7 separate regions of the Homo sapiens genome follow, and all the other regions are linked to region 1. A link is a loop called in an ENCODE intact Hi-C map of the cell type or tissue named here. Cell type or tissue: heart right ventricle. All regions are shown on one strand.

What was found. Peaks named below come from ENCODE experiments on the same cell type or tissue, not always from the same donor. Only the 100,000 strongest peaks of a DNase experiment are listed, where the experiment ranks them.
Region 2: a loop joins it to region 1, with 2.2 times the contacts of the local background. A loop is called at or near these places in 31 of 110 quality-filtered maps.
Region 3: a loop joins it to region 1, with 26 times the contacts of the local background. A loop is called at or near these places in 79 of 110 quality-filtered maps.
Region 4: a loop joins it to region 1, with 4 times the contacts of the local background. A loop is called at or near these places in 31 of 110 quality-filtered maps.
Region 5: it touches region 1 in a loop (2.5-fold over the local background); 35 of 110 quality-filtered maps call a loop at or near these places.
Region 6: it touches region 1 in a loop (8-fold over the local background); 68 of 110 quality-filtered maps call a loop at or near these places.
Region 7: a loop joins it to region 1, with 2.8 times the contacts of the local background. A loop is called at or near these places in 6 of 110 quality-filtered maps.

What each region holds. Positions count from the first base shown.
Region 1 is chr18:55,413,550-55,417,549 of GRCh38, reverse strand. All of the region lies in intron 5 of TCF4 (transcription factor 4), which reads left to right. Among named protein-coding and RNA genes, the nearest start is that of TCF4-AS1, 37 kb to the left of the region's middle. In heart right ventricle, CTCF peaks have their summits at 1,898 and 2,097 (motif pointing left); a DNase peak (open chromatin) is centred at 2,069; H3K4me3 peaks cover 581 bases; H3K27ac peaks cover 4,000 bases.
Region 2 is chr18:55,350,181-55,354,180 of GRCh38, reverse strand. TCF4 (transcription factor 4) reads left to right here. Exons shown (of 20, transcript NM_001083962.2): 7 at 3,178-3,307; 8 at 3,773-3,822. Among named protein-coding and RNA genes, the nearest start is that of TCF4-AS1, 100 kb to the left of the region's middle. RefSeq lists enhancers at 1,642-2,481, 1,368-2,734, 3,113-3,808. In heart right ventricle, no CTCF peak of the experiment used is centred here; no DNase peak of the experiment used is centred here; H3K27ac peaks cover 3,147 bases.
Region 3 is chr18:56,574,407-56,578,406 of GRCh38, reverse strand. LOC105372135 (a long non-coding RNA gene) reads right to left here. Exons shown (of 2, transcript XR_935514.4): 2 at 3,242-4,000. Among named protein-coding and RNA genes, the nearest start is that of TXNL1, 62 kb to the left of the region's middle. In heart right ventricle, CTCF peaks have their summits at 1,930 and 2,135 (motif pointing right); DNase peaks (open chromatin) are centred at 1,346 and 3,349; H3K4me3 peaks cover 931 bases; H3K27ac peaks cover 3,352 bases.
Region 4 is chr18:55,859,678-55,863,677 of GRCh38, reverse strand. It overlaps LOC107985183 (a long non-coding RNA gene), which reads left to right and starts at 2,789. Exons shown (of 3, transcript XR_001753452.2): 1 at 2,789-3,048; 2 at 3,635-3,670. LOC105372131 (a long non-coding RNA gene) reads right to left here and starts at 692. Exons shown (of 3, transcript XR_002958213.2): 1 at 365-692. In heart right ventricle, a CTCF peak has its summit at 2,233 (motif pointing right); no DNase peak of the experiment used is centred here; H3K27ac peaks cover 525 bases.
Region 5 is chr18:55,320,464-55,324,463 of GRCh38, reverse strand. The region is part of intron 8 of TCF4 (transcription factor 4); the gene reads left to right. Among named protein-coding and RNA genes, the nearest start is that of TCF4-AS1, 130 kb to the left of the region's middle. RefSeq lists a silencer at 1,677-2,056. In heart right ventricle, a CTCF peak has its summit at 1,970; DNase peaks (open chromatin) are centred at 2,013 and 2,563; H3K4me3 peaks cover 3,764 bases; H3K27ac peaks cover 4,000 bases.
Region 6 is chr18:55,779,946-55,783,945 of GRCh38, reverse strand. It overlaps LINC01415 (long intergenic non-protein coding RNA 1415), which reads left to right and starts at 2,221. Exons shown (of 2, transcript NR_145452.1): 1 at 2,221-2,991; 2 at 3,916-4,000. All of the region lies in intron 2 of LOC105372130 (a long non-coding RNA gene), which reads right to left. In heart right ventricle, CTCF peaks have their summits at 2,096 (motif pointing right), 3,337 and 3,538; DNase peaks (open chromatin) are centred at 2,105 and 3,455; H3K4me3 peaks cover 1,319 bases; H3K27ac peaks cover 2,351 bases.
Region 7 is chr18:56,387,384-56,391,383 of GRCh38, reverse strand. No RefSeq gene overlaps it. Among named protein-coding and RNA genes, the nearest start is that of LINC03069, 200 kb to the right of the region's middle. In heart right ventricle, a CTCF peak has its summit at 2,003; no DNase peak of the experiment used is centred here.

The DNA.
Region 1 (4,000 bases):
CATTTGATAGATAATAAGTAAACCACAGAAGAAACGAGAATATGTCAGTTCTGACTGTACAGGTTTTAAGATTTTTTAGACTTAATATTGAAAACTAGTTTTACTTAATGTTCTATCAGTTTCATTTAAATGCCCTAATCCAATGATCACTTTCATTTAAATATCCTAATCTAGTGAGCAGATAGGGCTTACATAGCATTTGTCTTGAAGACGTTTTAAAAATGCAGCTGCAGGTCCTCATCTTTGAAACTCCATTTGGTAAAAATGGCCATGTCTACCTTTACCTGTAGATTTAAGTGTCCACAGTCGCGGGATGAGAAAAGAAATTGTGACACTTCTTGAAAAATGGTCTCATCAAAGGGATTCAGTTGAAAATGTGAGGGACTGCATTTAAACTTTGATAAAAAAAATAAGTAATTCTAAGTAAAGTCTGTAGCCAAACTCCTTAATTGTGATGCATTTGCTGAGTTCCCCTCTTCCGTCGTCGGGCCTGCTCTGATGCCATATGGCCTACCATGGAACATTTAACTTGTCAGATATAATGGATTGTCCTGGAAGCAGATTTTTGCTTTGAGCACTCGGCTCCTTTCTTGCATTTCACTCTCAGCTCCAGGCTGCAGGATGAAGGATTGTGGTAGAAGTGCAAAGAAGAGACACACAGTTGATTCCCCTTAAGAGAGTGACCTATATGCCACAAAATTTTACCCACGTAAAGAGGCATTATCCCCGTCACTGGCCTTAGCAGGCTGCATGTCAAAGTCATTTAAATTTCCCTGGACTTAACAGATTGTGTAAACATTTCAGAACTGAGAGCTTAGGAATAATGAAACATCGTCATTTTAACTTAGGCAAAAATGGTGCAGCCATATTGGCCAAAGGAGGCATATTATTTATTGTGACCTACATGTAACGTAGACCACCTGGTTTTTAGATTCTATAAATTAAGTTCTCTCAAGTTTATGAAGGATGCTAAAAAATATATATATTATGATGGAAATGTTACTTGGCTTTATTGTTTTTGTTTCGTGAATAGAGAGGTGAGGTTGAAATGATCATTTAGGAATCGCTTCTTAGCCTTTTGGCTAAGATCAAGTGAAATGATCATTTAGGTGGAGGGACAGTGGCAGCTAATTATCCTACCAGGCTTTCTAGCTTGAAACTTAGGGGCAGACCTTCCATTCATTCTAACCTATTTGAAATTAGAGATTGGATGTGTTATGGACTATTTAATTTTTATCTGTAAAAGTAAATAATGTAGTCTTTGTTCATTTTAATTTGGTGCTTTTATGAGTTAATTTTTTTTTCAATTTGTGCTATTGTTTCAACAAGCTTGGAAAACAGTAGGAACAATTTGTGACTTTTGCATCTGTAGGAAAACTTCTTTAAAAGAATAAACAGTGCCCTACCTATATGTGTGTGTACATACATAGCTGTGAGGTACTCTTCTGGTATAACCTACTGTAAACCCCAAAGCAAATATTGTGATATAGAGACACAGAATAGACAATTTACAAGTAATCAATCAAGCACAAACCAGTGGGAAAATAAGGAACTTATGTATCTCAATTTATTCTTTAAATGCTACATATTTGATTGCTTTAGGGTTGCAAAAGTTAATTAATAGATTTGTATAAGACACACAGAAATATACATACACTAAAAGAGACTTTGCTAAGTGTAATTCAATATACTCACAAAAATATGTGTTAATTATGTTAGAAATTTAATATTTAATTTAATTCCATAAATCCTTGCATTACAAATAAGTCCTCATACAGGTCAGATAGGGCAATAAAAACTACTGTGGCCTTGAAAACTGACAGAAGCTCACTTCTGTACAAATCTTTTTAATGAACAACTTTCCATCGAGCAGCTAAGAAATATCTGTTAAAGTCAGTATTTAATACTAAAGTGTACTTATGTATGTTTCTTACTGATCCTAAATTGAGCACGTTAGTTTTATCAATGCCACTCATCGGCTGACTGTACCCCTCCTCCCCCATACAGATTTGGTGAGACTTAGTACTAAATAAGTTTGGGGAGTGCCTGGCCATAGCCGGCTCTTGTTGGGGCATGTGCGCCCTCTGCTGGCTGCTCACATAGGAACTGACTGGTGTGTGAGGTTCTTTCTTTCTTTTACTTTTCAAGGTTGGGTTTTTTTTGTTTTTTGTTTTGTTTCAATTTATTTTTATACAACTGATCAGATATTTACCATGATTATAAAGTTGTAGCTTAATACTGAGTATGGCCGTTAATTTGTTTTTATTTGGAAATAAAGGTGAGGTTTTGTTTTGGGTGTGTTTTTGGTAAATAGATAGTCCTGATAGTTCAAATAACATGCAATGTGTGTAATACTCTTGAGTTTTTTAAGTGGTTGATTGTATATCACGATTAACCATATTTTCATTGCTTTCATATTCCCCTTGCCTTGATTGTATTTGAGAAGTATTCTTGTTGGACTAAGTTGGGAATAGAACTTAAAAGGGGATAGATAAGTCATTGAAATTTTGAAATATGATTATTTGTCTGTAATGGATGTGGTAGGTAATCCCTAGTAGAAAAATTCCTGTTATGGTTGGTTGATAGTTTTCACTTGCTTTGCCAAGGAAAATGAGTATATTTACATCATAATACTTTATAAAAGCATTTTTGGTTTCCTTGCAAACCAAATTAAGCTGTGCTCACTGGCAGACATTGAGAATGGTAGTTTGAGTAAAATATTTTTTGTTTTGTTTTGCTTTTGCAGTTGCTGTTTATAGAGTATGAGATGTTAAAGGAACAAATCACTGATGGTCTCTTTACTCCCAGGACACAGGACTAAACTATACAAGGGCAGTTACAGAGGAAGAGTGTCAGCCTCTCTACCATTGCCTGGGTGGAGAGCATCCTTGGGTCCTGGTAGTGAAGGCCAGGGCTCTGTGTAATGAGTGTGTCTTTTAAAAATAGCAACAATTTTTGTTGACAAGGCTCCATCAAAGTCTTTATAATAATTTAGTTTGTATAAGTGATTTCTGTGTATCTCTGAAATTAAATGACTTGATGGAGTCAGTTTGGTATTTGTTGTACAGAGAAGGCAGTTTAGATTTTTATAGTTCTTTTGTCTTACATTGCAAATTTTTCTAATTTGTAAGCAAAAGCCATAAAAACTTCCAAACCAACCGTGGAGTGATCAAAGAACTTAGAGCTGTGGAAGGGCAGAAATGTCATCTACGTTTTTTTTTTCTTTTCTTTTCTTTCAGTTTTTCCCCTTTGCAATTTTAGGTTCCAGTTACCTTAAAATTTGTTTTGGATAAATGATATAAATTTTTACTTAATAGTCTTTACTTACTTTGATTTAACATTGTCAAATAACTAAGAATTGCATTCTAACAAATATTAAGTCCTTATTACCTCTGTTAGAATGTCATCTTGCATGAAATCTCACATACATGTCTCTCCTGTTACCACCTTGTCTTCAATGAGGTTGTATTGGGTGCTCTTTCTTGGTGCTTCTCTGGGTTCCCATTATATCCCTTACTGGTGGATAGCATTGTGTTACTCCTGGTATTTAGTCATCTAAACTCTTACCTCCTTGAGAATAATGTGCATTGTTGACTCTCTTGCATCCAGCACATGTTACACAGAAAGCACCCAACAAATATTAAATTCCCTATATTGTGTTTTTTAGGCCTCATTCACCACTATTCAGATGATAATTTTTGCAAGTTTCAGGATTAAAAATTGTGGTCTGTAAACATAGTATATGTAATGCATTTTATTTTCTTGCATACTTTTTATAGGATGAGGTCATTCTTCTGGCTACTCCTTGTCTGCTTTCTTTTTTCTCTTTTTCCTCCCTCTCATCCTTCCCTCTGCCTCTCCTCTTCCTTCCTGTGCTCCCCACCTTCCTCTCTTGATTGAGTCATGCTCCTAGATTCAGTCATTGAGAGGCTTCTCTTAAACACTGCAGCATGGGACCATTCATCTACCAACCTTCCCCTTCCTTGAACAATAACTAGTG
Region 2 (4,000 bases), 63 kb after region 1:
TGGTTACAGTATTTTAGGTCTTTTGGGAAAAAAAATTAGGAGCGAGTAAGGGGAAGGGCTTGTCTCATCACACTGTGGACAGTTAAGCAAAATGCTAAACTATGGGTTTAAGATTTACAGGTTAGCTCTGCCAGATGCCACATCTGCCTCCAGTGTTTCCTGGCAGATTCGGGCAGCCTACTACTGGGACCCAGCATAACCGCAGAACATGAGCTTGCACAATGTGAAAAACCTAAAACCATTATAATCCTATTTAAGGCCAGGATGAATTTGCCCATTTTGAAAGTAGATGTAGTTTTCAAGCTTAACTTTTATTAAGCAGAAACTTGTCTTCAGAGCTATATCTATATATGCAGGTAAATTCATAATATAAACAAATACCTTATCCATTTTGTGCAAAATTTAATTTACTTTAAATCAAACGCCATTCACTTTTTAAAATTCATAAACTCAGGTTTTTCAGCCAGTGGAAAATTTATCTTTCTCATTGCTACAGAGAGTTAAGTATCTGACGTAAAGGCCAGACAATAGTAAATGGTCATTGTTCGCTTTATAAGTATACTCTACAATAAGAACACATATATTTTTATCTTCATTTTCCCTAAGGAGGTGTTTAGGGCCCCCTTAAATGTGAGGAAATGTTTATTTTTGTTGCTTTAGAAGAATGATTCTATTGTCCAAGTGAGAAAGAAATAGGAACAAACAGGTCTAAGGAGAAAGAAACAGGAATGTGCTTTGTGAAAAAAATAAAGATTAACAGGAACCACTAAAGGTTTGTAAGTGCTATCTGGTCCTAGTGCTATGTTACTGCACATAGTCCTTGCGCCTGCATATGTAAGAGTTGGATGCGTGATTTATTATGACTGGCCCATGAAATTATTTTCTTTTAAGTTAACAACAATAAGGTCAACCACAGCCTGTAGCTGTTTTGTAGTTATTTTATATTTTTCACAGCTCTATTGTGAATGCTGCTAAAAGACAGTATAGCAAGTGTGTGTTTTTAGGTTGACCCCTTGAATGCATTTAATTTCTTGAGAGTGAAAACCTTTGCCACCAGGACCAAGAGGAATTAACCAATGGTTAAACTCATTTAAAAACACAAGCAAGCATTTCAACATATTTGCTTAGCCGTTTTCTGAATATTTAATATACTTCTAGAGAAAGAAAAATGAAGAAATAGGGGTGATTTGTGTCTAGAATACAAAGTTATTTTCAAACTCCTCTTTCCAATGAAATGAAGACTCATTCGTAGATTTACCAAACTGTAAGGAGGTTGTGATTTCAAATCATTCACAGCTTTATTGATGGAAATTTCAAAGAAAACTTGGACACAGACTTCACTGTAACTTTCTTTGTTAATAAGAAATGCGAAGAGTGAAATTTAGGTTGAGATTCAAAAACTTTTGAATGCCACTCCTAAATGATAAATTATTTGTTACTAGATTTCTGATTTATGCAAAACTTTATTATAATAAGCCTTATGTTTTAGTTTGTCATTGTGTAGTGTTTTAATATGTCTCATAAGTTCAAAAGAGGCAATAGTTGAGCATGCAGATGTCAGATTTTTATCTGATAAATCTGGTTTTATCAGGTATTTATGTGGTAAACATTAAGATACTAGCAATGAGTTTATTACTCAAAATGTGCTTTCAATCTGAAATCTCATCCTTGAAGTTGTATTTTGAAGTAATGTTTATTACATATCTCTTGAAAAAGTCTTAAACTGGAATCAGTAAAGGCGAGCTTGTCAGTAGCTGATTAGTCCTTTATATATGACTCATCCAACACTCAGAAAAACCCCTTGGAATAGAGAGGTTCTCTTTATGATATTTAGCTATATGGCGGTGGAAAGGGGAGGTTTGAATTTTTGATTTTCCAGCTTATGGGTCATATTTGACCAACTGCTTTCACTAGAAGACATGCCACTTTGTTGAGCTATTTAGGAATCAAAAAGACTGTCTTAATTTAAAACAAGGACCCTTTGTTTTAGTTGGTGACTGCCTTGTGAAATTTTTCAGTTCTCAGCGGGTTAACCAGGGAACAGGGGCAGAGTCATAATTGGCCTATTTAGAGTATTTTGCATGTGAATAGTGTGTTAGTGAAGCATCCCTAAGTCTGTTGTGAGTGACATGGTGATTAGAATTTAGATTAGGGAAAACACATTCTGTACTTTATCAAGGACAGTAATTAGTTCAGTCAGTAAAAGTTGATTACAAGTAACGATAAAGTTAGATTTTTAGTACTTAATTTTAAAATTTCTTTATTAAATAGTAAATTTGTTCTTAATATAAATGGTACTATCTACTCTTGTTTTATTGCATATCAGAATAATTAAAAGAACAATGTGTTCAATGCAGAGTATAATCAAGCGATTTATATATTATGGGTAAGTTTCTATGTAGTTTTTAGAAAATGTAATATTATATAATCTTTCTGATGTCATCATTTTTAGAAGTTTAATAATTGTCACACTGTGATAGGTTATTGTGGAAGTTTTCTAGTGTTCAGGTAAATGTTTAATCTGTGGGATGTGTCTTAGCTTCCGATAGACCTCAAGAGGGCATTCTGAAGTCCTTTGTGGCTGTTAGCTTGGAATATCTGCTATTTCTGTAATTTTGAGAGTTAGTGTGAGGATTTGAATTTCCTCTTGGTTCAGTTGGCATTTTCTCTTCTGTGGGTGCTATGTCAGTTCGTGGAGAATCATGATATGCGGTACAGAGAGGCAGGGTTCTCAGTCGAGTTCATAGGCTACACTTACCCCCAGTGTATGCAGCCAGGGGAAGTTGTGTGCGTTCACAAAATGAGGTTCTTCTTGTTAAGGAAGGGGATGAATAGTTCCCAGATATGAGCCTCAGTCTAGAGAAAGGAAACATTAGTCTTATATAAATGCCATTTGTTTTGTGAAATGAAAACGTGAGTCATCTTAAAAGACTTAAAAAAATATTGTTTAAAGGGAATCATCTACTTTCCTCCTAAAAGTAAAGAATTAAAAATTCACAAACTTTGTGATAGCTTCTTAGACTGCCTTTCTTTTGGGTTTTTGTTTTGTTTTAATTGTCTCAGCTTAGCAGATGCTGTTTGCTTTATTGCATTGGTTTAAGTACTAACAATCAGTTGGGAGGTGGTGAAAGTAAAAAATTAACCTTATATGTTTGTTTTCCCTTTTTAACCTTTTAGCAGAGTCTCCTTGGAGGTGACATGGATATGGGCAACCCAGGAACCCTTTCGCCCACCAAACCTGGTTCCCAGTACTATCAGTATTCTAGCAATAATCCCCGAAGGAGGCCTCTTCACAGTAGTGCCATGGGTAAGGTATTCCTTTGTTTGAATGCCTGAGGGATGATTATGCCTTTTTCTTTTTTTCTTTCTTTCTTTAAAATATCGCCCCCCCATCCTACCTCCCACCCCAAGAAAACCATAAAATTTGGCTCAGTTGTCAGCCTGGAGACTTCCCCCCTAGTACACTGAGTAGGTACGTTAACAGCTTATGGTAGCAGAACTTTTTTGGTGTCTGCTTATGTCTAGTTTTCTCTTAGCTGCACCCATAAGGAAGCTATTAAAAGATCAAAGTAGCAAAAAGTTAAATATCTTCATTTTTATGAACAAAGCAGAATTTGATTTCTGCTAGAATCGAATGTGATCGTGGTAACTACAGTTTGCTAAGGTAATGATTTAAGGAAATGTGGTATCATCTAGAAGTCTTTGTGGTTTAACCTATCTTAGTTAGGAAAATGGGCATTTGGGAGCTGAAAGCATCTTCATTTTCTTTCAGAGGTACAGACAAAGAAAGTTCGAAAAGTTCCTCCAGGTTTGCCATCTTCAGTAAGTACTGCTTGTTTCTGCTTTGTATATTGCTTATTTTGTTCTGTTTTGTATTGATGGGAAGGAGATAGAAGTAAATGAGTTTCCATGCGCCCAGAGCAGCACGTTTATCTAGAAGGTGGATGAGGTAGAAATGACCTGCACATCCAGCCACCTGACCCACATTGGAGTGATTAAT
Region 3 (4,000 bases), 1.2 Mb before region 1:
GATGTCACCCAGGCCGGAGTGCAATGGTGTGATCTCGGCTCACTGCAACCTCTGCCTCCTTGATCCAAACGATTCTCCTGCCTCAGCCTCCCTAGTAGCTGGGATTACAGGTGTGTGCCACCATGACCAGCTAATTTTTGTATTTTTAGTACAGATGGGTTTCACCACGTTGGTCAGTCTGGTCTTGAACTCCTGACCTCAGGTGATCTGCCCGCCTCGGCCTCCCAAAGTGCTGGGATTACAGGTTTGAGCCACCATGCCTGGCCAGAATGGTGACTTTTAAGCACCTTATAGTCTAAACCAGAAAACAGAAGTCACCTTATTAATTTTTAAAATCATATATCCAAAGACCTATATCACCTCACACCAAGGTGAGGACAAATTTTGGGCCAAATTATTTATGGTATTTCAAAATTGAAATACCTTTTTTTTTTTTTTTTGAGACAGAGTCTCACTCTCACCCAGGCTGGAGTGCAGTGGTGCAATCTTGGCTACCCAGAACCTCCTCCTCCTGGGTTCAAGCAATTCTCCTGCTTCAGCCTCCCGATAGCTGGGATGACAGGTGCACACCACCATAGCTGGCTAATTTTTTTGTAATTTTAGTAAAGACAGGATTTTGCCATGTTGGCCAGGCTGGTCTCAAACTCCTGACTTCAAGTGATCTACCTGTCTCAGCCTCCCAAAGTTCTGGGATTACAGGCATGAGCCACTGCGCCCGGCTGAAATATATTTCTTACTAGGTAATACAGCTAGTTTTCAAAGAGTATAAGTATACAGAGAAAAATGATTTCCTCATCTCCATATCTCTACCCTCACTTCTAGTCTCCAGATCTTTCTCACAGGGAAACACCACTCTCTGTTTCTTATATATTATTTTGGAGTTGTTTTTACCTACATGTTTATAATGTCTTTTGGTATATGTTCTGTTTCTTCTCTGTAGCAGAAGATCTATGGAGATATATATCTATATTTTTTTCTTCATTTGTTTTGGGTTTTGTTGAATTTAAATATGCATTAATTATCCATTTGTTTTAAATATATATCTTAAATTCAACAAAATAATTTACATATCTTTATATATTTATTTAACATATATTTAAATTCGACAAAAAACCAAATCAATAAAGCCTCCCTGATTCTGAGATAGTGATTAGATGTATCTTTTCATGACTACTTTCCTGTTTACCAGAACCAAGAAGTGAGCAGACTCGGTTGGAATCCTGCCTTTACTGTGAGAGTGAGGATATATTTTCGTCTTCCAGGGGCACGGTAGGTAGGGAGCCGCAGTGCTGATACGGAGCGTGGCTGGCGTCAGAGCCTCGGTCTGCCAGTGTGTCGGCGCTGGCACGACCTGTCCCACATGCCTGGGAAGCTCTTGCTGAGCAGGGATTAGGATGCCAGCATCTGATGCACAGGGTTGCTTCCTGCTCCCCCTTGGAGTCCTGACGAGAAATGACCTTGTTCAACCCTGCTGAGCTTCCTAGATTTACTGGGCTTATAGCAACACATGGGAAGGAGATTATGTTTATTTTTAAAACATAAAAAATGCAACCTTCCCAAGGCCTTCGTGGTGTCTGTGTGCAACAACACAAATACACACACACATGCAATGTATGTATAATCACTTCTAATTAACTTCAGCTCTTCCTGCAAAACTAAGTGTGAAGTCTTAAAGACTTGTCAGCTTCTCTGCCTGTGAAATTTATCTACTTCTAATTGTGAATAACAATACATTCAAGGTTAGCTATAAATGACTCAGATTTCACAGGAATTGAGTCTTAAAACTACATTTGAAGATGAATACAGTTATGCAAAACATTTTTGTGGTGTGTTTCCAGCTAAAAATGTTGTTATTTATGCTTATCCAGAATGTTTTTCTCCCCCTAAACCAATGTGGTTCTTTCTGACATCCGTGAAAAAATAGATGTGATTGATTTCAAAGTCAGCCCAAATTTAAAAGGTATAAAGCCACAGATATGCCTAAAATAAAAATGAGTATACTATTATAATGGATTGACAGATGAATTCAGTTTACGATTTCACAAAACATAATATTCAAACAGTGAATATCAAATAGGATTAAAAATTGTTTTCCCACCTTCTGCCACGTTTAGAGTACTGGAAACTTTTCCAGATTTCGCCACTAGATGTCATGAAGAGTCCAGTTAAATACAGTAGGCAGGCTTGTGTACAGTCTAATACAGAAACTTTTAAAGTTTTTCCCGATTTTGTAGTTAATTTGGGTAGGAAGCTATTTCCTTTTGAGTTTTATGTCAAAAATATCTGTTATGGATTAATTTTAAGTGAGATGTTAAAAACTCTTAATGCGGTCAGATATTAAACGCTGGGACTCTAACCTATTAAGCAGGCATTGGGATTATCTCCAGGGAGAATGTCATGTGCTGGATGCAGAATCAGAATTGTGCTAAGATCTGCTTTGGAGACATTAGCTTGTAGATCCCTACCTTCCTTTCCTTTTGAAACAGTAATGGGCTTGTCAGATGTGTGGTCATCGAGGTTTCATAGGATTGTTCATAAAACTAGACTAGTGAGAGGAACAAAAAAGGGGAGGACCTCAATGCTTAGGTGACAATGTTTGAATTTAGACTTTGAGATCCATTAACCAAAGTAATTCTGGGAGACTAGAAATGATCAATTGATGTTTAGAGAGATAAAGTTTGATTCAATAAAAAGAACTTCCTAAAAATACAATAGTCCATCATGTAACACAGTGCCTTATGAAGCAATGAAGTCCTTGTTACTGCAAAGGTTCAAGCACCTACATAGTGGCCATCAATGGGGAAGATATCCTAGAAGAGACTATTTGGGGAAGAAAGTTGGACTAAGTGACACTGAGGATTCTTAGATCCATGATTCTACACATGGTGATGACAGTCATTCAACAGCCAAGAAGGCAGCAAGAGTTGAAAATGTGTGCTTACAGAAATACAAATGAAATATTTGAGTTTACTTAAACCAGGGAAAATAGGGTTCTTAAAGAAGCCTCACAGGGGAATTGCCACAATTGTGCTGTTTTGTGAGGCTCTGCCTGGGAAGCACTGGTGAGAAGGAACTGTTCGGCTTTGGTGCTTCCAACCTCTGGTTCCAAAATGCTCCCCATCCCAGGGACACAGCTCTTCCCTCCCAAGGACACATGGTCTATTTGGCCCTCCTCTGCTCATCAAAAGTTGATCTCAACTCATCCTTGTAAAGTAAATCTGAGAGTAACTTAGTGGCAGTCTTTCCAGTGTGTTGCATTTTATTAGGGAACAAAGCCTTAAGGCTAAACTAAAGGACTGAAACTCAGTCTGGGAATGGAAGGTCTCAGCTGGCTCGCAGGGGAGGAAACAGGCCCTTGTTTGACCTCTGGACAGTTGCTTTTTCTGCCAAGACGATAAGCCCCAGAGTATGGCTGGCTCTTGAAGGACATCACGTGAGCTACCAAGATTGATAAAAACAAAACAAAATACTTCCACATACTTCTTGCTCTAAACAAAAGAACCACAGCTGAAATATGACCTAAGGCTACCCAAGACTTTGAGGTGCAATCCTAATATGTATCAGGGAACATGGCTTGATAAAATCGATCTAAATACATGCAATAAAAGCCAGATTATATAACATCTTTCTAAACTCAGAGTTTGGTAAAATATCACATGATTAGCCTAGAAAGTGGGTTTACTATTTCCTTCTCATTCCAAGAGTGAAAGGATTTACTCATGCTCACACTCTCTAGGTATGCAAGAGAGTTGCTCACCTGTTTACTTGGACTCTTGACCAGATGTTAAATGAAATATCTTCATCTCCATTCCCACGGTATCATAGATGCTTAGAGCTGGGGTGATCCCTGATGGATCCCATGGATCTACAGGCCAATGTCTTAATTCCACAGATGAGAAACTGAGGCCTGGAGTAGCTTTCTAGACTGGCAGTTTGCTGTCCCACCACCACACTGTCACCTTCCCAAAGGTGTGTTCTTGAAACACAGAGAGAGGTTTAT
Region 4 (4,000 bases), 450 kb before region 1:
TTTGACATCATGTATATATCTTGTTTAGCATCCTGCCTCTAAATTGTTACCACTGGAGAGACAGTGAGCTGTCACTGTGGACCGAACCAGGTGTTTGGTGGGGTTGCTACTTAGAGGTGCTGATGCAGATGGCACTGTACTCACCAAAGACGAAGCTTTTTGTGTGGTTTCTAAAAGTTGATTCATTTTTACTTCACTGCATCGTTCTCTGAACTACTGTAAGTGCCTCTTCAGCAGAACCCCAGAGCTTGCGGATGGGCTTTTGAATATGGGCTGCAACCTTTAATTTAACAATGTGGTTTAACTGGAAATTTTCTGTTATACGACTCGAGTACGTGAAAATGGATTTATTTGCGAAGCTTACATTTCCGATGTGCGCTGTTACGCTGATCCAGGGTGGGATTAGGACGGTGCCGTGACATACTGAGCCGCCCGAGCTTGGTGGTTAAGAGCTAACTACGACTCCCGAAATGAAAGATAAATGGTCACACACACACTATAAAACTGCAACCCAATTTAGATACGACGCCGTTTCTGGAAGGATTCACTGTGGTTCTTGAACCCATCCTGCTTGATCCTCCACTCTGTAATCCTTCCTTACCCCCACACCTTTCCCCCCAAGTGCGGAAAGGGAATGCAGGAAACCCACCCAAGGACATCCCATAATTAATTAAGTAAATGCACATGGCTTTCTAGACTGGATGAAACCTATGCCAAAGGTGCTTATGTTTTCACATTTGGGGCCCTCTTTTGCCACACACCTTCAGCCGGTTGCCTAGCAACCAGGAGAAACCCACTGAGCATGCTCACTGAGGAGCCTAATTGCTATCACAATTTACTTTTGTTGTTGTTTTTTTAAAGCCCATTAACCAAAACAGGATGCTTTCCTTTTTGAAGGACAAGTAAGGTCTGCATGAATTTCAAAGGCAAGAGAGTATATTTCGATACCAAAACAATTCAATGCAATCCCAGGTATGCAGGCGGGTACAGATAACAAACATAAAAATTGGAGCAGATTGACATTAAATAACGTATAAATTCCCATTTATTCAGATTTTTATAGACTCATTTCTTTTATTCTCTTTATCTTTTCTGATTGTGGCTTTCTTTTTTCTCTAAGAAAGTCATTAAGAGGGAAAAGTGGAATTTAATGTCATATGATCAAGTACATTAAGAAACTTTATTAAAGAATTTACATTGATAGATAGCATTTTTTCTTCCATCCTTCCTTACCTTCCTTTCTTTCTTCCTTTTTTTTTCTTTTTGAAAAATTTCCTGGTGGTTCCAAGTCTGTGGCTACGATTTAACTCAATCTTTTCACAAAGGGCAAGAAATAATTTTGTGTATCTCAGAGAGAAAGGCAGTTTTTCCCTAACTTCAAGAAAAAACACATTTTATGTTAGGTTAATCTGATCTATTCATTTGTTGAAATCTTATTACAGTTGCATGATTTTTTCCAATTTCTAGGTTGGTATATAAAATAAAATATGCTTGGAACACCATCTATTTAACTACTTTCATTACTAAACAGAATGCCCTTTCACAGGAAATGTTATGCATGGTTCAAAACTACATCACGGCGTTTCCCTATTTCTTTTCAAATTTTCTAACTCATTTGGGAAAATTAACTCTTGTTCTTTTTAACTCTACATATTTTATATAAACTACCTTACATTGCGTGAATCTAGGAATTCTAATATGGGCACTGGCTTTTTAACTAATTCCATGACCCGTCTCCTGTCCAGCTAGTCCTATGGAACCAAACGTGATGCACTTATTGGTATCAAATGGCTTTCATGGTGGGAAAGACTGGTAGGATAAAGCTCTCCCACCCTCCTTTGGGAACTTGACAGGTATCAGCAAGGAATGAAGATGAAATAAGCTCCCGAGATGAGGTAGGGGCAGTGTTCTTATCTAAGCCTTAGATACAGAACAAGCCTCACCTCCTGCTCCAGCCTCCCCTTCTCTCCCAATCCCTCCCAACTTTTTATTTTCCTTCAGTGGCCAAGGCATTCCGGGAAGAAAATGTTGCGCTGGTTGTGCTACTGGTGTCAGTGTCAGAAGAGCACAGAGCTAACTCACAATGCACTGGTACTGTTTCCCTGAGGACAAATTGGTGTGGTGTGTGTGTGTGTGTGTGTGTGTGTGTGTTTTCCCAAACAATAGTTCTTGTGTATGTGTGAGCCAGTAGTTTTGCCATTCCCTCAGAGACAGCCAGCAGAGGGAGCAAATTTAGCACACAGCAGTATTCCCTAATGTCCTAGCATTGGTAAGAATTCTGGAGGACATACTATATACGAAATTAATAAAATCAAATGATTTCATTTCATTTCATTATGATTAACCCTGTTATGCACAGAAGCAGGTCGAGCAATGCGGGGTAATGAAGAACTAAACGAGGCTAATTGGCTCAGTCAGGATACCTCAGCTTGGTGGTTGTGAATACGATGATATAGCTGGTAAAATGGCACTTGTTTCCTTTTTCCTTCCAAAAAAACTACTAACAAAAAATTTTTAAAAAACACATACACATATACACACAATATGTGTGTGTTTTTAATTCCATGGCTGGAAATACTTATGTTCCATTTATATAGTTTCACATATGTTCTTTAATATGTGAATACATATATATATATATATATATATATATATATATATTCTTTAGGGAAATCTTTCTTCAATTTCATTCATGTTGACAACTCTTTTTCCTCTCTTTCCTCTCTCTGTCCTCTGTTTCATTGGTCTCTCTCTCACACACACACACACAAACACACACACACACACACACACACACACACGACTCTGCAACAGTTTTAGTCCTCAATGCTTTGGAGCTACTCTAATGTTTTGAGAGGAAAGTAATTTTTCAATTTCTGTTTTACCCCAAACCTAACAGGTGACTGGCCTAAAGGGACTTTGTTCCCCATCCCCTGCTTAATGCTGCTGGCTCACCATAGCTCTAGTGATTCAGAATTTAAATCGAATGCGAACATTTGCGAGTAATGCAGGGAGTGATGAGAGCTTTTATGGACAGCAAGAATTGAAGTAATTGTTTGGTCTTTTTTTCTCTCTCTCTGTCAAAGTAGGATCAGAATTGATTGTTTCCTCTCACCTGTGGTCATTTTCCTATTTTAGAGCATTGATGATATCTGGACCCATGTCGTTTTCAAGTTTTCTAAACCTTAATCTCTAGAAATCCTGTAGAGTGTGTCAAATTAGAACTCCATTCCAGCAAATACATCTTCACATTTCCGTGCTGTTAATTCAAGGCATTCATTAGAATGTAAGGCTCTTAACCATTTTCACTTAACGATATGGATTTTCTCCTCACCCCCTGCATCTGTGCTTTTCCCTGTTCCTTCCTTCCCGCCCCAATCTCCTGATACATTTCAAGTACTTATACTCTACACCCTCCCCAAAATTCTGTTGTCTTCAACTTGTAAAAATCTCCATAACACACCTATCCCCTCTTTAGACAAAACCTGACATTTTGGCTTGTGATGGCAGCAAAAGTGGTACACTAAATTCACATGTAAAAATCCAAAGTTTAAGAAAAAAAAGTGCCTAGATTCTAACACATAATATGCTCTTCTCTTAGTTATAAAAGGAAACTTTTTCCTTCTCTTTTCAGGTTCGAAGCAAAATGGCACAAATACAGCGGATAACAGTAAGTGATCAGATTTCCATATAGACTGCGTGCAGGCAAATTAGCAATCAGAAGTTCCTAACACAGTGGCTGTGTTTGAAGACTCAAAGAATTGCAAAGCAATTTTCCTTCCCAAAGTGCATTTGAGTCATTCCTACAACTGTACAGAACCCTTATTCATAGAAATCTTTAAAACTCCAAAAAATTGACAAATTGTTTTCTTTTTATTAGAAAAGGGGAAACTGTATGCATGCCTACTAGCTTATTACAATTGAAATTTCTTTAGGATACAGAGTGTGTGCAATAAATGATCGCACAGTCATCAAAAACCACACATAGAAGAATCTCCTA
Region 5 (4,000 bases), 93 kb after region 1:
CACGCATCACACTAAAAATTTATCATGGATGATATTTCTGTCACAAAGAAAACTTCAAAGGCTGAGATCGCAGAAATGTCTCAGTTGACAAGCCACTGACTTGAGTTCTGTGATTGAAATGTACTCCAAGGTCAGCAAACCAAAACCAAACATCACTGGATGATAATACGTTCAGTGTCTCACTGGCTATAATTCGTAGATCACCTTTCAAAGCATTATATCTTTATTAATCATTGTAAATTTGTGCTTTTGAAATCTTAGACTCGTTTCCATTAGGCAATGAAGCCCAGAAGCTTAATGTTCTAGTCTCATTTTAATTTTTTCAGTCTTATGTGCTGAATTGTCAGGGTTTAAAAATCGATTTCACCTCATCAGATTAAAAATATTTATTTATGCACATGTTAACAATATATTAAAAGAAATGAGAGCTTCAATTTTAAAAATAGGAATTGTAGCTCATTAAGCCATGACAATTTGGTTTATATTTACATAATTAATAGGAAGGCATTTATATGTTTGCAAAATAGGTAAGAAAAGGTATTTAACGTAGATGAAGCAGAATGATTGTTTATCAAAAGAGTTTAGAGATCTTTCTAGCAGTCTACCCATGGAAAGTTAGGATCTAGAAAAGCCTTCTCAATAAGGGAAGAAACAACAAAGAAACAACAACCAGGAAACTCCCCAACTTATCTCTTTAAATTCCAGCCTCTTTTCTAAGTGGTGGTTTTTACATACTGTCCTCTGGTAGGTGGGTACCCTGGCCTTGTGTATTAAGCAGTGAGGGTGGTTTAAAGGTTACAAATGTGATCCTGTCAGATTGACAACTAACTGTTCTAATGAGGAAAAAATCCTCAAAGCATGAAATTTGAATGAAATGTGTGATTATAATTCAAGTACTGTTTACACAAACCTCTGGGGACCTTCCGAATAAATGCAGAGCAAGTGAGTTAGACAAACCTCTGGGCCTTCGATACGTGTGTGTGGATGTGCGGTGTGTGTGTGTTTATTTTAGAGAGTGGGGAAACTTTCCACCATTAGCCCGGGCTTTGCTCCTCGGAACCAACACCACTATTCCTCCTTGTTTATTAATACTGTATGTGTTTTGTTAGCATATTGAGTTGTAAGGAAATAGGTGCTTTGAATTATTAAAGTTGATTCTTGAGAATAGATGTATGCTCGGGTGGCATTTGCTTCGGCATATGCAAATGATTTAGTTTCATTTGGGATCAATTCCCAGAGGCCCTCCTTTCCTGTGATGCTCTGAATTTGGCAAGCTCAAGTCAGCCCATCTCCTCTCCCCACATCCCTCCCTTTCTTTCTTTCCTTTTTTTGTACCTCCCCCCGCCTTTTTGTTGATTGGTATAATATTTTTAAAAGACAATAAATAAATATATCAACTTGCTTGTGAGAAACCTTGCCATCTATAAGGATTCTATTGTTCAGTTGTGATCAATAAAGGTGAACAAAGGTTTTCACGTTCTTAAAGTTTAGCAAAATCGAAGTTTAGTAAAAATGTGCATGAGATGTTTGCTAAAATATTTATACAGATACTGGGCTGCGGGGATGCTGCAAAACTCTGAAAATGTGGTCTCAGGGGTGCCTTTGGGGAAACTGACAGCTGTAAGATATTCGTCGGTTCGAAGGTACCAATAAACTTGCTTTAGAGCCCAGCAAATAGCGTGAAGTTGCAGTAGATTGTCTAAAGCTACAGTGAAAGCACCCAACTCCAGAGTGGAGAACGTGCGCCCTTGGGGCGCCCAGCGCCAGCGAGGGGAGCAGCGCCCCAGCCCCTCCGTAGGCTCTGGGCCCATGCGGCTGTCTGCGGCGGGGCGAGGTGAAGTTCATGGGCGGCCGCGCTTCCCACCAGCTCCGGGGAGGCCGGGGCCCGCGGAGCCCGGGGCGGGCCGCACTGCTACTCTGTTTCATTCCGCAACCCCGTTTTGTAGGTTGTTGACCAAGCAGTCAGAAAACACTGCCCCCTCTCTCCTTTTGAGCGAGGTCAGAGACGTGGTGTTTTTTTTTTTTTTTTTTTTTTTTTCTTCCCTCCCCTTTCCCTCCCCTTTCTCCGAGTCGAGTTCTCAGGCAGCTGCGTACAATGCTGGGAGCTAGCCAGCAGCAGAGACAGATGGCAGAGTTATTAGATGTGCATCATACGATTCCCTTCCTGCCACTCGCTTTTTAATCAAATTAAAACAAAAAAGAAAGAGAGGGAGAGAGAGAGAGGGGGAGTCAATTAACTGCATTTGTATTCTGCTCAATAATGGACCCTGTTCCACTTTTACCCTAAGGCAGTTGAGTGGAAATTTTAGAGAAGAAAAGGGTGCCTAGAACAAAACAAAACAAAAAAAAAAAAAAAAAGGAAAAAAAAAAAGAAAAGAAAAAGAAAAAAGTGAAGACTGCAGAAATTTGTAAGAATCGGCATTATTCGAGGAACTAATAAAAACCCCTCGGAAAAGTTGAATCGATCTCGCGTATGCATTAGGATTTCGAGCTCCATCAGGGCCGGGCTGCCTTCCAGCTCCGCTGCGCAAAGTTGAGCGTCTGACAGCAGCGCCGCGGCCTCCCCCGCCCGCCAGGAATGGTCTCTTCCTGCTTTGCATATTCACCACGCTTGGCCCGGCCATATGGGAAAATGCAACTGAAGGAATTGTTGTGAAAAAAGGGACAGCGAGTTTGAAATAAAAGTTGTTAGAGTGGTACTGAGGAGAAAAAAGAATCCGAGACCATGTACTGCGCATACACAATCCCGGGCATGGGCGGCAACTCTTTGATGTACTACTATAATGGGAAAGCGGTAAGCGAATGCGGGCTGCGAGGGGGATTTTTGACAAGTTTTATTGTCGCAGGGATGAGCATCCTAGGTGGTGATCATTGTTTGCAAAGTTGTGCAGGACTGCCGCACCTTCCTGGGTGCCATGAAATATTTATCATTTGCCAATCCTAAGATCTTCTTCTTGCCTACTTCTTCTCCTTCGTCTTTTTTTCCCCCCACTCCTCCCCCAGAGTAGAAAAATAGATGCTTTCAGAGCTTTAGAGAGTGGATCCTAGAGCGAAAGTTTGCAGTCAGGTAAAGTTGAGAGGTGGTATGATTTTTTTTTTTTAAAGAGTTTTGGAAAATTCTTATTCCTTCCAAATGACTGTTAGAAAGGAAAAGCAGATATGAGAAGCAGAATTGAGAAAGCCCAAGTTAGGCTGAGAGGAAATTTGGGGTAAGTTTCTCCCTGGATTGAGGTTTTGTGATATCTAAAGTCTTACTAAGTTGGAAGCTTGAGTGCAGTGGATAGAGTGGAGAGAACCTGAAAGGTTAAAATAGAGCAAACACATAAAACTGAGAGATCAAATTAAGGAGTAGATTATATAAGCTTAGATATATATTTAAAGCCAAAATGGGGAAGGAAAAACAAACGGGTTCATTCATGCATATAACAGTATTGTCATAAGTTATTTGTGCTGTGTGGCTTCTTCCCTCAATTTCCCCCCCTTCCAACAGAAACGCTTTATTTAAGAAAAAAATGTGTCTGGTATTTTGTGCATAACCCCAGCAGAAGGTTTATACTTGCCATCTGGAGGTTTATTTTTTTTTTCCTTCGTCTGGGCCCACTGAAGGAAAAGGATTTCAATATTTTCAAATCGGTATGTGGGGCTCTCGGGAAGAGTTGTTGGGTGATAGAGGAGCAAAAATTTATTGTTTTAAAATAGAAAAGAAGAATGAGAGAAAAGTGAAAAGCAGCCATTTATAAACTGTTCTCTTTGTGTACTTTGAACTTCCATTTGGATTGATCTTAATCAGGGATAGTTGGGCCAAAGGGGACAGATCAGAGCTTTCAGGAAGGCCCAGTTCAGCTGTAGCAATTGGCGCAAACGAATTAAACATGTGTATGTGCTGCTATATGCCTGTGAGTGTATATACATACAGATGCATGCATAACGGTTATTTCTAGATGAGCATATTCTGTAATACATACATATACACAACTGTTTGAAGGTGCAGTTTCAGAAG
Region 6 (4,000 bases), 370 kb before region 1:
TATGACAGTTGAATAGCTATACTTTAAACAACCTATGTTCACTGCCAGTACAGTTCTAGTGTGACTGTGTATGTATGTATGTGTGTGTGTGTATGTGTATGATATGCAAAGAAAACGCAAAAATATTTCTGAAATTTTTTATCTGTGTTTTTGGTTTTTTTTCTTAACATGATAATGAGAGATATTATAAAGCACACCTTTTGTCTTTAAAAAATAACCTCTTCATTGTTTAGATTAGTATCTAGAAATAGAAGATTTTAGAGCTTGCATGGATGGAATTAATAATCTTATCTTATTTTCATAATATTTTAAGCTCACCTTAAATCCTTTTGGGGTGGAAGTAGAGTACCATTAATACATAAATTAAAATCCTGAAAATGGCTCCTTCATTTGACAATTTTTCATTTAAGAGACATGGGACTTAGAAAATTTTTGAGATTTAAAAAAATCCCTCCAGATTATTATTTCAATTGACTCATTTAGCTAAGAACGACTAAAGATATCAGCACATTTGGGAGTGTGAAGATACTGAAGAAACAAAAGCCATTTCCTTTCTCCATGGAGCTTCCAATTCCGAGCCAGATGTAACATACGTGCATGTGTGGGTTTTATCAACTACAGAATTGGGCTCTCTACAAGAAGTCATTGGGTGTTGCAAACAATAAGTGCAAAAAGAGAAAAGGAAGCAATCTGTACAGGTGAAGAACTGACAGGAAAGAGGTAAGCCTCACCTATGACAAAATGAATTGTGGATGCTGGATCACTGAAGTAGGAGAGAGGATGGCAGTGCAAATCAGAGAAATGTCATTAAAAAGGGGGGGTGCGTGCACACAGTAAGTTGGGAGAAATAAAAATCAGAGAGTAGAATGAATTTGAGACTATGAACTAGATTAATTAAGATTTATGGTCTTGGCCAGGCGTGGTGGCTCATGCCTGTAATCCCAGCACTCTGGGAGGCTGGGGCAGGTGGTTAACCTGAGTCCATGAGTTCAAGACTAGCCTGGACAACATGGTAAAACCTTGTCTCTACAAAAAAATAAAAATTAAAATTCTAACAATTAGCCAGCTGTGGTGGTGCACAACAGTAAGTCCCAGCTACTCAGGAGGCTGAGGTGGGAGGATCGCTTGATCCTGGGAGGCAGAGGTTGCAGTGAGCCATGATGGCACCACTGCACTCAAGCCTGGGCGACACAGCAATACCCTGCCTGAAAAGAAAAATTAAAAATTAAAAAAAAAACTTATGGTCTTATGAGTGGGCTTTCAGTTCCATTTTTGGCTTTACAAGATTCCCACTCAATCAAAATTACACATACAAAATGGAGTGAAGAAAAGCTTTGCATTTACTTAGGAGGTGAAAGAACCATGATAATGTTGGCCCATCCATTTTAACTATGTTAGTGAACATTAAAGTTTGCTCCTTTAAGTGATTTGCCCATGTGTAGGTAGGGAATGTATTTCACACATCTTTTAGACTCTCCACTGTATGGACCAAGAGCAGGACTGACTGACTACACGTTGATAAATTGTTTCAGGCCACTATACTGGATATACTGAATAGACTGAGTGAAATCTCCCCGACGATCTTCACAGATGACTGGAGTCCACAGAAGTCCCTGACCCCCAGTGTTAAAGAGGCCATTACGAATACAGGTTATTATTAGGATAGGAGATATTGTCTGGAATTAAAGTCACCACCAGTCAAATTGGCTGGTACCAGATTCCTGTGATATCTTTGTGCTGTCAACACATACAAAGAGAAGTGTGTGAAAATTATTCAGTCAAAGAATAACTAGCCTAACAAAGGGAACAATTCTGGACAAAAAGTAATCCCGTTTGATTCCAAGAGTAATCCTGTCCGCAGGACAGCTTGGCAAATCCCCCACTTGAAATTTTGTTTTAGAAACACGTTCTCTGACAAGGCAAGAATTCCTCCTAAGATGACATACAGAATTCAGGCCCGAAGCCTGGAAGTCTTGCTCTGAGGCCCATCAGCATGGAAACAGGCCTTTTTAAAGGAAATAATCCAGATATTTTCTTTTTCCTGATGCCTGTGTAGACGTGTTTCCTTGCAGCTCCTTTCAGTTGGCCTGAATGCGGGAAAGCACCAGGGGGAGCTCACACATCTTCCTTCTTTTTCTCCCCCTCTTACAGAAGGTTGGCTCTTGTATCCTAGCAAAAGGGTGGGTCAAAAACAACAACATGCATGAAATGATTCAGAAAGGTAAACAAAGGCAATTCGTTCTGTAAAAATACTCTAGATTCTTTCTGAGGACTGGGCACTACACTGCTCATAGTGGGCACCTAAAGTCAGCATTCAGCCAACTCAGCGGGCTTTAAGATGGAGACTCTTAAACCTCCTGCATCAAAAAGACATAAGGGAATGTCCCTGAGAAGAGCCTGTGTCTCCTTTGAAGAGAGAGAGAGAGATTGATTCTGCCTCCTTGCAATTCGAACCGGCATTTTCCAGAACACTCCAATTTGAATCACAGTGGAGGGTCATGGGAGGGATTTGGCACAGGGGAGTCTTGGGTCTTTGGTTTTCCACATTGATCAATGGGATTGATTTTTTCTGTTTTTGTTTTTGTTTTAAAAGAAGAGAATTAGTTCCTTTTTCTGTCTCCAGGATTGAAAACATGAAGGCAAAGAAGAGAAACTCACAATATGTCATTAACTTTGGGTTATCAATATTAGTGGAAAGAATCAATGGTGCAAAGAATCCTAAAGGACTAGATAATCCGCATATTCGACTTCCTGATTATGTGTTACTGACACTAACATTTCAGAGTGTGGAGACCCTGCCCCATCTGGGGAGAGGGAGAGACAAAGACCCCCTGCTTCTGGTACTTGATTCACACATAATGCCCTCCATTTACTGCTTTCAAGAAATAACCTGTTTCTAATCTTAAATTTCAATCTACTGATCACAAAATCATAGAGATCTTAGCCTTGAAAGAGACTTCATGAGACCATGTGACCAACTTTCTGACGCAGGTGAGATATCATTGTTTTGCATTTTATTTTATAGAGGAAGTCACTGAGATTCAGAAAGGAAAATTAAAGAGGCCGGGTCTCAGTTGAGTGATTTTTCTCCGTAGATTAAAAAATCCATTCAGTATCCAGTTCCCCTTCCCCACCTACTCCTCCTAATAAGGCTGTGAATAGCGTTTTTTATATCCCAAGTCTAAACTTTGAGCCATTGGCAACCCTTAGGAGGAAAGAGATGAATCACAAGGGATTGTGGAATCATTAGAAATTGAGGTAGCTGAACATCTGGGGGAACGCTCGGCTTGATTCAAAACTCTCATCAAATGTGGTTTTCTCCTGGGTGGGAGGCCGCTGAGCCGCAGGGAAGCTGCGGGGCCAGCTGAGTAGCCGGCGGCCTGTTGGGTCCCCAGTGTCGCGCGACAGCACGACCCGAGACAAGGCACCTGGGGCTGGTGCCAGGCAGAGGCCCCGCGTTGCGTGGCCGGCGGCAACAGCGCCTGGCGGTCGGTTCCGGGCGGGGCTGCAGGCGCCGGGTTCCCGCGGCCGCGAGGCGGGGCTGGAGGGCGCTGCGGGCTGCGCGGAGGCTGCGGGAAGCGCGGGGAGCACGCGGAGCCCGACTAGCAGGGAGATCGCGTCGCGCCGGGCACAGGCACGGGACCCGCGCTCTAGGAGGGCGCAGCGAGAGGCGCACTGCGCACCCAGGGGCTGCGGTCCCGGCCGCCGTGCGGTGACAAGCTGACTCCCCGCCGCCGCCCAGCCAAGTCCGCGCGGGGTGCTGGCGGAGATGTCGCATGGGAGGCTTCTTCAACGAGGTGCAAATCCAAGCCACCTCGCCTGAGTGAATGAAGGGACGGCGCGGGGCGCGGGTGGGGTTCACCGTGACAAAAGCCCAGTACCTGGTTCAAACTTTTTTTTTTTTTTTGCCCGCAGGATTAGAACATCCGACATTAAAATGTCTCAGTGCAGCAGAATTTCCCAGCGACTTCGGTGGCGGGAGAGCAGCACCTCTCAGGCA
Region 7 (4,000 bases), 970 kb before region 1:
TACCATGATGGAGAGATGCATTAAGGAAGAATTCTCCTAATGCATTGGGAAACCATCTCTTGAGAGGAATAGTGTAAGATAACCAACCCAGAATCTCTTCCACCTTCAAATTCTTGGCATTGTACTCATATAGTTTAAAGTAAAAACTTTGCCTATATATACCAAAGAGGAACACCGTTTACGCCTACATTTCATGAGTGAGATTGCTGCTTGCGTCTGTGAATGCCTGAAACTGATGGCGAATATGGATGCTCATTATTTTTTATCCTCTCTGGTTATTGCATTTTTACTGAAATACTGAGTTATCTCCACCCATCCTATTTTAACCTAGGCCAAAAAGGAGTGCTCAAAAAAAATTATTGGTTTTTATAATCTGAAAGGGACAGTAGAAATCAGTTAGTTCAACCCTTTAATTTGACAAATGAGAAAACTGAGTTCTAAAGGGGCTTTGTATCTGATCCAAGAGCATGCAGTACTGAGATGCAGAGCTTAAACAACCACATCTTTATTACGGAGCACATTAAAGCAGTTAAGAATGAAAAGAAAAGATCCATCTTTTGGAAAACACAACTGTCTGTGTATACTGGGATTATGGCCAGATACTTTGTAAGCTGTTTTCGACCTAAGGTTTAGGTTTAGGATTAGCCACTGGTGACTGCTGGAAAAATCTTGTCAAAGACTTTTATAATAATATGTAGTTCTATTTTCTGGATTTAAGAGAAATTTGATGCATCTTTTTCTTCCGCAAATATTTGTTGAGCAACTATTCTGGGTAAGACATCATGCTAGGTGGGATGAGGATATGCAACAATGCAAACATCATGGCCATTGCCAGGGACTTAAAGTCTGGCAAGGGAAATAACAAAGTGAGACAAGTACATAACACAAATCAGAATGGGATTTTGGCCTCTTAGTGGCATAAAGCACAATGGGAAGTTTGGAAGAGGAAAAAGTAGCTTTAATTGGGAAATGAGAGAAACATTTCTTAGCAGATGTGGTCTTTGGCTGGCACTGAATGAGGATGAAGGATTTGACAGATGGTATTGAGGAAAATCCTTCTAGGAGGAGGAAAATCAAGGAGCAAAGACATAAAAAGCATAGGATGCTTTGGGGAAATCGCAAACTTAGTGATTTGATTAACGCAGTGGAGAATGGGAAGAATTTTGGTGGATATGAGATAGGCATGGGACTAGAAAGTGGGGGCCTTCAACCACAAAAAACTAAAACCCAAATTTGATGTGTTGCTTTTTATTGCATTACATTTTAAAAATCTCCGGGAAGCAAAGTGGGTTGAATAGATATAAACCCTTTCCTTCTAAAGAATCCCAAGGAGTTTAATAATCCATTGAATTTAGATGTCCTTTTGTCTATCTCTAGAATGAATTAATCACTTAACCAGTGTATGACTAGGAGGCTGCAGAATCAAGCAGGGTTATCCATCAGCAGAATACAGTTTACATCAAGCAGTTCAGGTAACTGGTATATATCAGGAGATGCTGGGACCCCCAGATCGTGTCTCACATGACACAGGAATCAACTTCTCAATCACCTAATGAGAGGCTGGGGATAGGAGAGGAGACGATTGTCTTGAGTTTCAGTGTTCATATTTTTTCTCTCCTGTCAGTTCATTCATTATTCATTGAACAAAATTTAGCAAGCACTCTTAATGAGTCAAGCAATGTGCTAAGGACTGGAAAGCAATAATTTTAAAAAATGATGTGGTTCTTGACATTGTGCAGTTTGAAGTCTAGAAAGGAAGACTTGAAAGGTTTAAAAAGCCAAAATCATGCAGCCCTAAAATGTATAAATGCTGCGGCCATTGGCGGGTTCAGCGACATACAGAGTCCAGGCAGTTCTGAAAGAGTGTCTAGGCTGAGACTGGAAGAATGAGGAGCCAGCAGGAAGGCAGAAGTGGAAATAGTCTTTCACACAGCGAAGACTGAGGCAGGAGCACAGGGCATTTGGAGAAGGAGAAGAATTTCTGTTTGGCAGGAGTGTCGATGAGGCTGTAGAGGGTGGCAGAGGCCAGGCCTTGAAACTCTTTGTAAGCCACGTTAAGAAATTTGGACCAGAGACATCTTCTTTCTTCCCTTGTTTTCCTTTTTTTTAGTTTGGCTCTGTTTTGTTTCGTTGGACAGTAATTCCGGAAGTTTAAGTTCAAAGCTAGGAATACATATATAAGTAGTTGGAAGGAAAAGCTATGATAAGTACTGTAATTATTTTGAACTGTGTTGTCCCATTCAGTAGCTGCTAGCTACAAGTGACTCCTGAGCACTTGATGTGAGCCTGGTCCAAACTAAGAGGTGCTGTAAGTGACAAATGCAAACTGCATTTTGAAGCCATAGTACAGCAAAAAAGTCATAACTATCTCAATAATTTTCACACAGATTATATATTGAAATAACAATATTTTGAAAATGTTGGTTAGATAAAACATATCATTAAAATCCATTTTACTGGTTTCTTTTATTTTCCATTGTGGATATTGGAAAATTTAAAATGACATATATGGCTACTTCTGTTGGACGGTGCTGGGTCAAAATAATTCTGACGTTCTTTTTAAGAGTAAGGCAAGCAAGCACGTGTAATTAAGTACTTCACGGAAATGCCTTCCTGAGTGTTCACTAAGGAAATGAACACTGGCAACTAGTTTGACCACAGGCTTGAGCCTATTTAAGAATAATAACGTAACAATCTTCTAGGATCATTCTTATATTTGAATAACTTAATGGGAAAATTATGTGTAATACAAATATGTATTTATTGTCAGAAGATCTTTATTTGGCAATAATTTATTACAGCTAAAAATAATATAGTTAGTATTTTATAATTAAGATTTCAAGAAAGGTCATTCAGATCTCCTAATAAATCTAAATTAAAGAGGTTTGAGTTTATTTCCTGTGGCTTCATCCATTGGCTTCTCTTAATTCATTAAGCTGAGTACTAATGTTACAAAGATGAGGCCAAATAAACAGGCAAAATGCCTCCCAACTAAAACCTGTTAGGCAACATACTTCTAAAAATATCCTGATACAATTTAGGTTTAAGAAATGAGCACATTGGCTCATTAAAGGTGTGAGAGGTTGGGATCCTGGAATGGAGCAGAAGTTAATTATTATTACTATTATCATTATTGTTATTTTTATTATGGGCAATTTGTTTTAGCTGTAACTGTAGCACATTTTATAAGGCAAGCAGGTGTGCATGGCAACTGGACCACTCATTCCGGGGTGATGGCAGATGAAAACTGTCCATCCCGCTGTCCAGTCAAGTGCTCTGTGGGCTGACGGACCTCAACAGAAGAAGCTGAGGAGATGCTTGCAAACATAACCCCAGATTTATAGGAAACAGCTCATTAAGCTCGAAATCTCAAGTGCCCTTTTTAAAAAAGCAATGTTCACACTTAAACCAACTGTATTCTCCACTTTCCATGGAGGGGAATCTAGTAGAGAATGCATGATTGACCTATATACCAAGACAAACAGTCCGCCTTTCATTGCAATAACAAGAGACAGAGACAAGCATGCGTGTTTTAATATGGGGAACCTTATGTCTGTGCAGTGATTCATCCCATTGCCTGTTCTGCCCCTCCCTACTCTCTTTGCCCCTCATAGTTCCATAGAAGACTGCCATAGTCATTTATTCTAGGCCCAAACAGGACCTCCTTCCAATTCATTTTTAAGATTGGGCATCTTTAATTGAGTCATCATTATTTTATCTAAACATAGAAAGTAAAACCAGAAAATTTCCTAAGCTGCCATCATACAGAAGCTGTAGGAAATTGATTACAGAGAAGGCACAGAGGCTGTTGTATTAACTTTCCTACAAGAATGCCTGATTGTTTTAGGATTTCAGTATGGTAGATGGATTCCTTTGGTGAGTACAATTTTAATGCATGGAATAGGGCTTGTGATGGCCTATTCACTTATAAAATAAGGCATTTAGTAATGTAATAGTCTTAACATTTAAACCTCAGATGTATTTCCATGCACAAATGGTT